2 separate regions of the Homo sapiens genome follow, and region 2 is linked to region 1. Evidence: chromatin loops called from intact Hi-C (ENCODE). Cell type or tissue: IMR-90. All regions are shown on one strand.

Region 1 (4,000 bases):
GGGAGGCCGAGGTGGGAGGATCACTTGAGCCTAAGGGTTCGAGACCAGCCTGGGCAACATAGTGAGAGCTTGTCTCTACAAACAATAATTTAAAATTAGCCAGGAATGGTGGTGAGCGTCTGTAGTCCCAGCTACTCGGGAGGCTGAGATGGGAGGATCACCTGGGCCCAAGGAGTACGAGGCTGCAGTGAGCTATGATTGCACAACTGCACTCCAGCCTGGGCTGCAGAGTGAGATCCTGTCTCCAAAACAAAACAAAAAAAAGTTTTTAGAGCTCTTTTTTGTATGTTCTGAGTGAAAACTCAAAGAGACAGATATATTTTCTTCCAGTTTCTGGCTAGTTTTCATTTTTTTAATGATGTCTTTTCATAAGTTGCGGTTTTTCATTCTGCTGAAGTCCAGTTTATCCATTCTTTCATTTGTAGGTAGTGCTTTTTGAGTTTCAATAAATACCAAATCAGACCCCTCCCCCGCTACAAAAAAAAAAAAAAAAACGATATGGAGTATCTGGGCATACCAAACTTCACTGCGTGGACGTGGAAAGTAGGTGACTACAGTCCAAGGCCTTGGGCCCACCGCGCTTTTGTGAGGAATACATGCAGACCAGTGTGGTAGAGTTTTTCACTTGCTTATTACTTTTTCAGTTAGGAAATCCTCAGCTGAATTGTACCCTTCTGCTCCACTAGCAGGGAGCTCTACAAATATCCCACTGCAAACAAGATAAATCGCCAGACGTGTCAAACACAATGGCTTCATTTCCTCACTCCACACTCCTTGCCAGTCTGCCACCCTGAATCCACACAAGCAGCTGGGTGTGGTCATCCATGTACTGAACCAACATACATTTTTGTTCTTCTCTCACGCAGTCTCTCTGCAGCATTTTACCCTAGACCATTCCCTCTTCAAAACATGTTTTCCCTCGGCTTGTATGATATCAAGAGCTCCTGGTTTTGCTTCTACTTATTTAGCCATTTCTCCTTGTTCTTCTTTGCACCTTAACCTCTTCCACTTGGTGATTATGCTGGTCTTGGTCCTCTGCCATCCTCTCATCTTGCTCCACACTCTCCCGGTGGGAAATCTCTTCCAAGCTCATGGCTTCCAATGTCACCTATGTGCCCAGCACCTCCTAAATCTGTAACTCCAGCCTGGCATGCTCCCCTGACCTCCAAACTTACATTTGCAGCTGCCTGCCTGGCGTTTCCACATGACTGTCCCAATGGCACCTCAAACTCAAGTTATTTAAATCATGGACTCAAGCTCTACATCGCCCTACCCCAAACCCTGCCCCAAACCTCATCTTTTTCCCACGTTCCCTCCTGCACTTGATGGCACCATCATCCGTGTAGTTCCACAAGATCAGAAGCCCAACCCCCTCCTTGCCCTCTCTCCTATGTGCACTTAGCATCACGGCCTTTGGTCTCCACCCAATGCCCTCTGCCTCCCGTCCTCTCTCTCTATCACCATCACCCTAGCCGGAGATGCTTGTCTCGTTTGCCTGGAGAAGAGCCTCCTAACTAGTCTTTCCATCTCTAGCTTCCACCTGCTCCAGTCTCCTCTCCACCCATATATGGGAAGATCTCTTCAAACTAAAGCTAACGATGCTTCTGCCAAATGCCTTGCTCCTGTTCCTAAGTGAAAGCCTGAAATCTTTCATAGCCCTGGGGATCTGACACCTCCTTACCTGTTCAGGCCCATTCTGTGCTATGTTCTTGCTCTCTACTTTCCAGCTATTCTGATCTTTCATTTTCTCAAAAACATAGAAAGCATGAACTCCCTTTCACCAGGGGGCGCTTTAGCAAGCAGTTCTTTCTGCCTACAGCATGCTCTCGCTCACTCCCTTCACTCAAACGACTTTGTCTCATCCCTGTGGATGCCACTTCCTTGGAAATGCCTTCTCTGTTGTCCTCACCCCACAGTGGGGCAGGGCTCCACGGAAACCCACCTGAGCACAGACCACTGTGCTCTGCATGCTCACTGAACTGAAGTCTGTGTTCCCTGCCGACCTGAAACTCCACAAGGAAGAGACTGGCATGTCCCCAGCAATGCCTGTAATGTGCCAGCAGTGTATTTGTGGATAAAAGGAAGAGAGGAAGGCAGAAAAATGCTGACATGTTGAGCTCTGATTTAGGGCAAATAGAATAAATTCTTTTATTTCCCAGTCTGCTGTCTTTCCCTCTAATGTACAGCAGATTCTTTCTTAATGATGCTGGCGGTCTCTCCATTTCCCACTTACATGACTGAAGTGTAGACTCATCCTGAAATTATTCATTATCCAGAAACATGGGGCTTTTGTAAAGTAAATTTTACCTCAAACCATATATTTGTGTGTACAGCTGTTTAAGCTATTCAGGCTTTCTTGTTTCCAAAAATTCAGATTCAGGAATAATAAAACAAGGATTCTTGTTTTCACCAATAGCTACAAACTTTAGAAGTTCACAAGGCTTGAGTGCAGTAGTCATTATAATAAAGAAATTTTGGCCGGGCGCAGTGGCTCATGCCTGTGATCCCAGCACTTTGGGAGGCCAAGGCGGGCAGATCACCTAAGGTCAGGAGTTCAAAACCAGCTTGCCCAACATAGCAAAACCCCGCCTGTACTAAAAATACAAAAATTAGCTGGACATGCTGGTGCACACCTATGAACCCAGCTACTGGGAGGCTGAGGCAGGAGAATTGCTTGAACCCGGGAGGCGGAGGTTGCAGTGAGCTGAGATGGTGCCACTGGAGTCCAGCCTGGGTGACAGAGCAAGACTCCGTCTCAAAAAAGAAAAAAAAAAAAAAGAAACTTTATCTTAAATTTCCAATCTTTTTTTTTTTTAGATGGAGTATTCACTCTTTGTTGCCCAAGCTGGAGTGCAGTGGCACCATCTTGGCTCACTGCAACCTCTGCCTCCCGGGTTCAAGCAATTTTCCTGCCTCAGCCTCCTGAGTACCTGGGATTACAGGTGCCCGCCACCACACCCGACTAGTTTTTATATTTTTAGTAGAGACGGGGTTTCACCATGTTGGCCAGGCTGGTCTCGAACTCCTGACCTCAGGTGATCCACCTGTCTCGGCCTCCCAAAGTGCTGGGATTACAGGCATGAGCCACTGCGCTCGGCTGACTTAATCTCCTTAATTGTGTTGAGAATTCTCTTGAAATCAAGTATGTGGTATCTTTGCCAACACCAATTCTCTGATTCACCCAAAATCAGCTGGGTGCCCAGCAGTTTCATTTTATTATGACACTAGCTATCCAGATTTAGGAGCAGACTCGACAAGTTTAAAGGCTCAGTTCCACAAGACTGACCCCCACGTCAGATGCCAACCCCAAGTACTGAGTTCCCAGGTTACCTACACCTCTGTCTGACTTGCTACAAATTCGTGGGTTCCCACAACCTCATCCTCAGTGGGATAATTTGCTAGAACAGCTCACAGAACTCAGGAGCACACCTTACTTACTATTGCCCGTGTATTATAGGGACACGGTCAGGAAGAGCCATATGGAAGAGATGCACAGGCTGAGGTTTGGTGTTAGGAGGCATGGAGCTGCCGTGCATCTCCAGGCACACCACCCTCCCTGTATCCCAGTGCACTCACCAATCCAGAGCTCCCCCAGCCCCATAGGTGAGGGGTGTTTATGAAGATTCCATTACATAGGCACGATTGATTATATCATTGGCCATGGTGATTTGACTCAGTCTGCAGCTTCTCTCCCTTCCCCAGATGTTGGGGAGGTGTGCTGAAAGTTCCAACCCTCTGATAAAGATTTGCTGTTTCTGGTGACCAGCCCCTAATACGAAGTTATTTAAGGCCCCGAGCCCAAAACCATCTTATTAAGATAAACCCAGGTATGGTCTAAATGAGTTCTTATCAACGACAAAAGACACGATCATTCAGGAAACTCCAAGAGTTTTGGGGCTATGTGCTATGAACTGAGAACCAAGACCAAATATATACTTCCCATATACCCCATATGTGGTCAGGTTTTTCCTGATGGAACAGCTAAAAATAATAGATGTAT
Region 2 (4,000 bases), 81 kb after region 1:
GGCAGAACTGACCATGTCCATGCCCCCTGCTGTGACTGCCTGGCCCAGTGCTGTGGTGGGATGGCCAACTCCTTGGACTACCTCGTATATGCTTTGTGAACAGAATCCAGTCTCCTTAAAAGTAAGACATTAGTCTTTCACTTTTGGTGTTTTTTCTTGATGCTGTACATTTTCCCCACTGTTGCTTGTTTTTTCTCAAATGTTACTGAGTGTTGCTGACTGAAGGAGCAGCAGAGGCGCATGCCCACCCCCACCCCACACTGCCGATCTTCCCTGCAGGACGGTCCTTGTGGCAGGAACTCCTGGTGTGGCATGTGCCACCTTTCAGATGTGGCAGATATGAGCTGATGGAAACTCAGTTTGCCCAAGTTCATTGCTGGGCTCCCAGACATTTCTCTGAGTTAACTGAGAGGGTACTCAGTGAGTCCTTGGGAGCTTTTCAGTTAAAATTTTAGAAACTTCTAGTTTAAGAGCAGAAGACAGGTAATGTACTATATTTTAATGACAGATATTCTTCCATAGCCTATGATAGTCTTTCAAAATTTTTCAAAAGATAACGTATTTCATAGAGCTCAGAGTAGGGGAAAAAAATAAGGTCATATTTTAACGTCAACTGACCTGGGAGGAGGGAGACACTTCTCTTCTTTCTCCAAGTAGCGCGCCTGAGTTAATGCAATACTTCTGTTCATGCACTGTAGGAAGAAAAAGAAGACATCTGCAACCTGGACTTCAGACATGGTGGTAATTAAACTGGGGGAACGCTGAAATCCTGCAACGGTAGCTTTAATTCACTTTTCCAATTATAATTGCTAGAAGATATCACCAAAATACTACACCACCACCTTGGCAGCACTGTCCACAGAACTTTCTGCAATGACAAATACCTCTGTTGTGTAGTGCCCAGCAGTCGCCATGAGCCCTGTGTGCCTGCTGAGCACACGGAGATATGGCTGGTGCTACTGAGAGGTCACAGTTGCACCTTTTCTTATTTCCACTTAGTTTAAATTCAAACAGCCATAGCTAGCTAGTGACTACCATTTAGACAAAGCAGAGTTAGCACATGAGGAAGTGGTGCGAGCAAAGTCCTGCAGGCTGGACTTATGACCACCACCACCAGTAGAACTGCGTCAGAGAAAAACCACTGCACTTCAGATATTAGCAAAAACGATGTCCACATGTGGCATCTGGGCATGGTGCCACTGGGCACTGCAGAATCTGGCGTTAACAAAGTTTTACCCAGCTTTCCTATATATTAACCATCTGTCAACATTAAGAAAAAATGAAAACAATCTCTACTAAAATAAAGAAAGCACAAACACCAGAGCAAGGTAATAGGCTACAGGGGTTTCTTTCTGGAGTGATGAAAAAGTTTTGGAATGAGATAGTAATGGTTGCACAACCTGCTGAATGTATGATACTAAAAGCCACTTAACGATATACTTCAATAGGGTGAATTTTATGGTATGTGGTATGTGAGTTATATTAAAAAAAAATAGCAACAGAGCAAAGGGCAGTGTAAAGGAAAGAACAATTATTCCATGTCTCTGGCAGTAAAAGTATCTGCCTGAAGAGGGGTCACGTCGTAGGCTGCGAGGAAGAGATGGAAAAACCATACTAGGCAATGACAACAGCCTCCCGCTGACTCTAGGCTCTGGAAGTGTACTTGGAAAAGTGAACTCCTGCAAACATCTGGACTGGCTCTGTTTCTAGCCCTGGCTGGTTAAGAGACATTATAAACAATAGCTCAGTTTGTAAAAACAGTGTCCTGTTGAGCAACTCAACATAAACTTGGCAAAGCCTCTCAGATCTACAAAGCTTAAATAAGAGTTACAGCAGCATGGTTCTTTTCTTTCCTTCAAATATTGAAAAGATGAGGGGAGTGGAACAAAAGATTCGGAAGATTTTAAAAATGGAAGCTGTGATGATGCACAGAAGCGGGAAGATATATGTATTTTTTCTATCAATGAAGTTTCTAGATAGTATTCTGTTCCCTACCCCAGATTGTTCTCTTCTCACTCAACTCTCAAGAGGATTTCCTTAAGAGAGCCAGTATCAAACCAGGCCCACAGACAGGAGTTTGGGATCTGTGAGCTGTCCACAGACTTTTCGTTTCCTCTTTCATTACGTGGCTAATTCCTGTAAGCATGGTATTTTAACACCGAGTTGCTTCATTCGCACGTCCTCCTCTGCGTCTCTTTGGTACAAAGCAGTAGTAAGACTTTAGCTGTTGCTATCTAATGAAAAGAGAACAGAGGTGGATTTACTATGCAATGAATACACTGGCATCTGAAGGAGGCAACTGTCCCTCAACATGAAGCATGTGTGGACAACTGTCCTGATGCAGTTCGAGAAGAGACTCAGTGAGAACGGCGGAGCCATTACTCAGACCCAACACCAGCGCATGCAGCTCATGAGCCTGCTCTGTGAACACAGCTCTCAGCTGTCCCGCTGGGGCAAGTCCATTGAAAAAAACAAATTCACCTGCCTCATGAAGGTAATGAAATGAATGGGAATTTTACTGGCTTGTCCATTTAGTTTGTATTTAATGTATAAATGCGTTTTAGTTTTCCATTTGTATGAGAACTCTAATCACAAAGATGTCATACTTAGTTTTGTGTTTGTCTGTATTTAAGGAACGTTACAATACAAACAATGAGGCAGTAAAGCAGGCAGTGGGATGTTTTTCCCTGTCTAGAGAGTCTTCATGTCCACAGAGTTGTGCCTGAGGGGACATCAGCTGCATTTCCTCACCTCACAAGATAAGTAGCTCCAGCCTGATCATTCATAATCTGACATGTTTCCTTAGGAAGCTCAGATCCTGGGGCTTTTTATTTATTTTTTAATGTAATTGACTCTAGAAGACCACAAATTTTATGAAGTTCTCCACAAATCTGTTATTCCAGATTACGTGGCTCAAACATTTGGGACATAGGACAGCTGAAGCCAGCTAGGCAGCAGAGGCTGCCTGCACACCCGGTCTGTATACTGCACAGCCATGTGGCCTAGAAGAGCCTGCCTGAGAGGCTGTCTAGGCGGATGAGGCTCAGGACAGGGCCTGGCCTAGGAAAGGCACATGACAGGTGGTAGCTGCCATTATGACCCCAGAAACCTAGTAGCATTGCTCATAGCTACAGCCTCTGGACAAGGAAGCAGAATCATGCCCATTTTCATTCTCAAATACATACTAGGTATATGTCAGATTCTTCTCAAAGGAGCAGCAGCAGCCCACATAAAAGTCCAGATTCTTCTGAAAGCAGATGTCCAGCATCCCAGGACTTGGAAGAGGGGTGCAAGGTGGGTGGCATCCCACTGCCCGTCCTGAGTCCTTCCTGCCCAGGTTATTCCGCTGCTCTTCCTCCCCCTTTTAAAGAAACTTCTGTTGGCTCTGAACCACTGTAAACCCGCGTGCCCAGGGCAGGAAGCACTCTGGAGGGGTAGTGCTACTGGATGAAAAGGGGCAAGCAGTTTTCCCTGGTGATGTGTTTCTTAGACAATTAGTAGTAAAATAACTTTTGGAAGATAAAGAAATTTAAATAAATCTCCCCAAATTAGGTATGTTATAAAAAGCGGTCTTCCTTTCCGTTTACAAGAGCATCCTGACTTCAGGGTGACTGTGAGTGGACTGTCCCTGAGCTGTGCTGCGGGGACAGCCAGCCGTCCAGGAATGTGTGCTATGCCCACACACAATGCCTCCCCCAACTACACATAGGAAAGCCTGGCTTTGTAAAATGGTGAGCAAGTGAGTTTTCTGCAAGGCTAATTTTTCAGAGGAGAGGCCAAGTATATTTAAATGCAAAGTGGTACAAAACACAATATCTTTGGAGGGAGCCACACATTGACCCAATGGGAGGGCCTGCTGCCTGTTACCATGGCCAGAAGCTAGGAAGGACCTGGAGGATTAGGATTCCATGTCAAGAGCGGGTCACCAGCATCTTCCTTTCTACCCTCTTCTCTCTCAGGGCAAAGAGACTTTTCTTAAAAATTTAACATTAAAAAATTG

Evidence for each region. A loop is a pair of places that touch in the nucleus more often than their neighbours do. Peaks named below come from ENCODE experiments on the same cell type or tissue, not always from the same donor. Only the 100,000 strongest peaks of a DNase experiment are listed, where the experiment ranks them.
Region 2: a loop joins it to region 1, with 6 times the contacts of the local background. A loop is called at or near these places in 7 of 110 quality-filtered maps.

What each region holds. Positions count from the first base shown.
Region 1 is chr9:91,953,147-91,957,146 of GRCh38, forward strand. No RefSeq gene overlaps it. Among named protein-coding and RNA genes, the nearest start is that of ROR2, 4.9 kb to the left of the region's middle. RefSeq lists an enhancer at 1,661-1,955. In IMR-90, a CTCF peak has its summit at 1,790 (motif pointing right); DNase peaks (open chromatin) are centred at 1,815 and 2,245; H3K4me3 peaks cover 309 bases; H3K27ac peaks cover 1,237 bases.
Region 2 is chr9:92,034,192-92,038,191 of GRCh38, forward strand. It overlaps SPTLC1 (serine palmitoyltransferase long chain base subunit 1), which reads right to left. Exons shown (of 15, transcript NM_006415.4): 14 at 619-692. Among named protein-coding and RNA genes, the nearest start is that of SPTLC1, 79 kb to the right of the region's middle. In IMR-90, no CTCF peak of the experiment used is centred here; DNase peaks (open chromatin) are centred at 1,130 and 1,720; H3K27ac peaks cover 3,469 bases.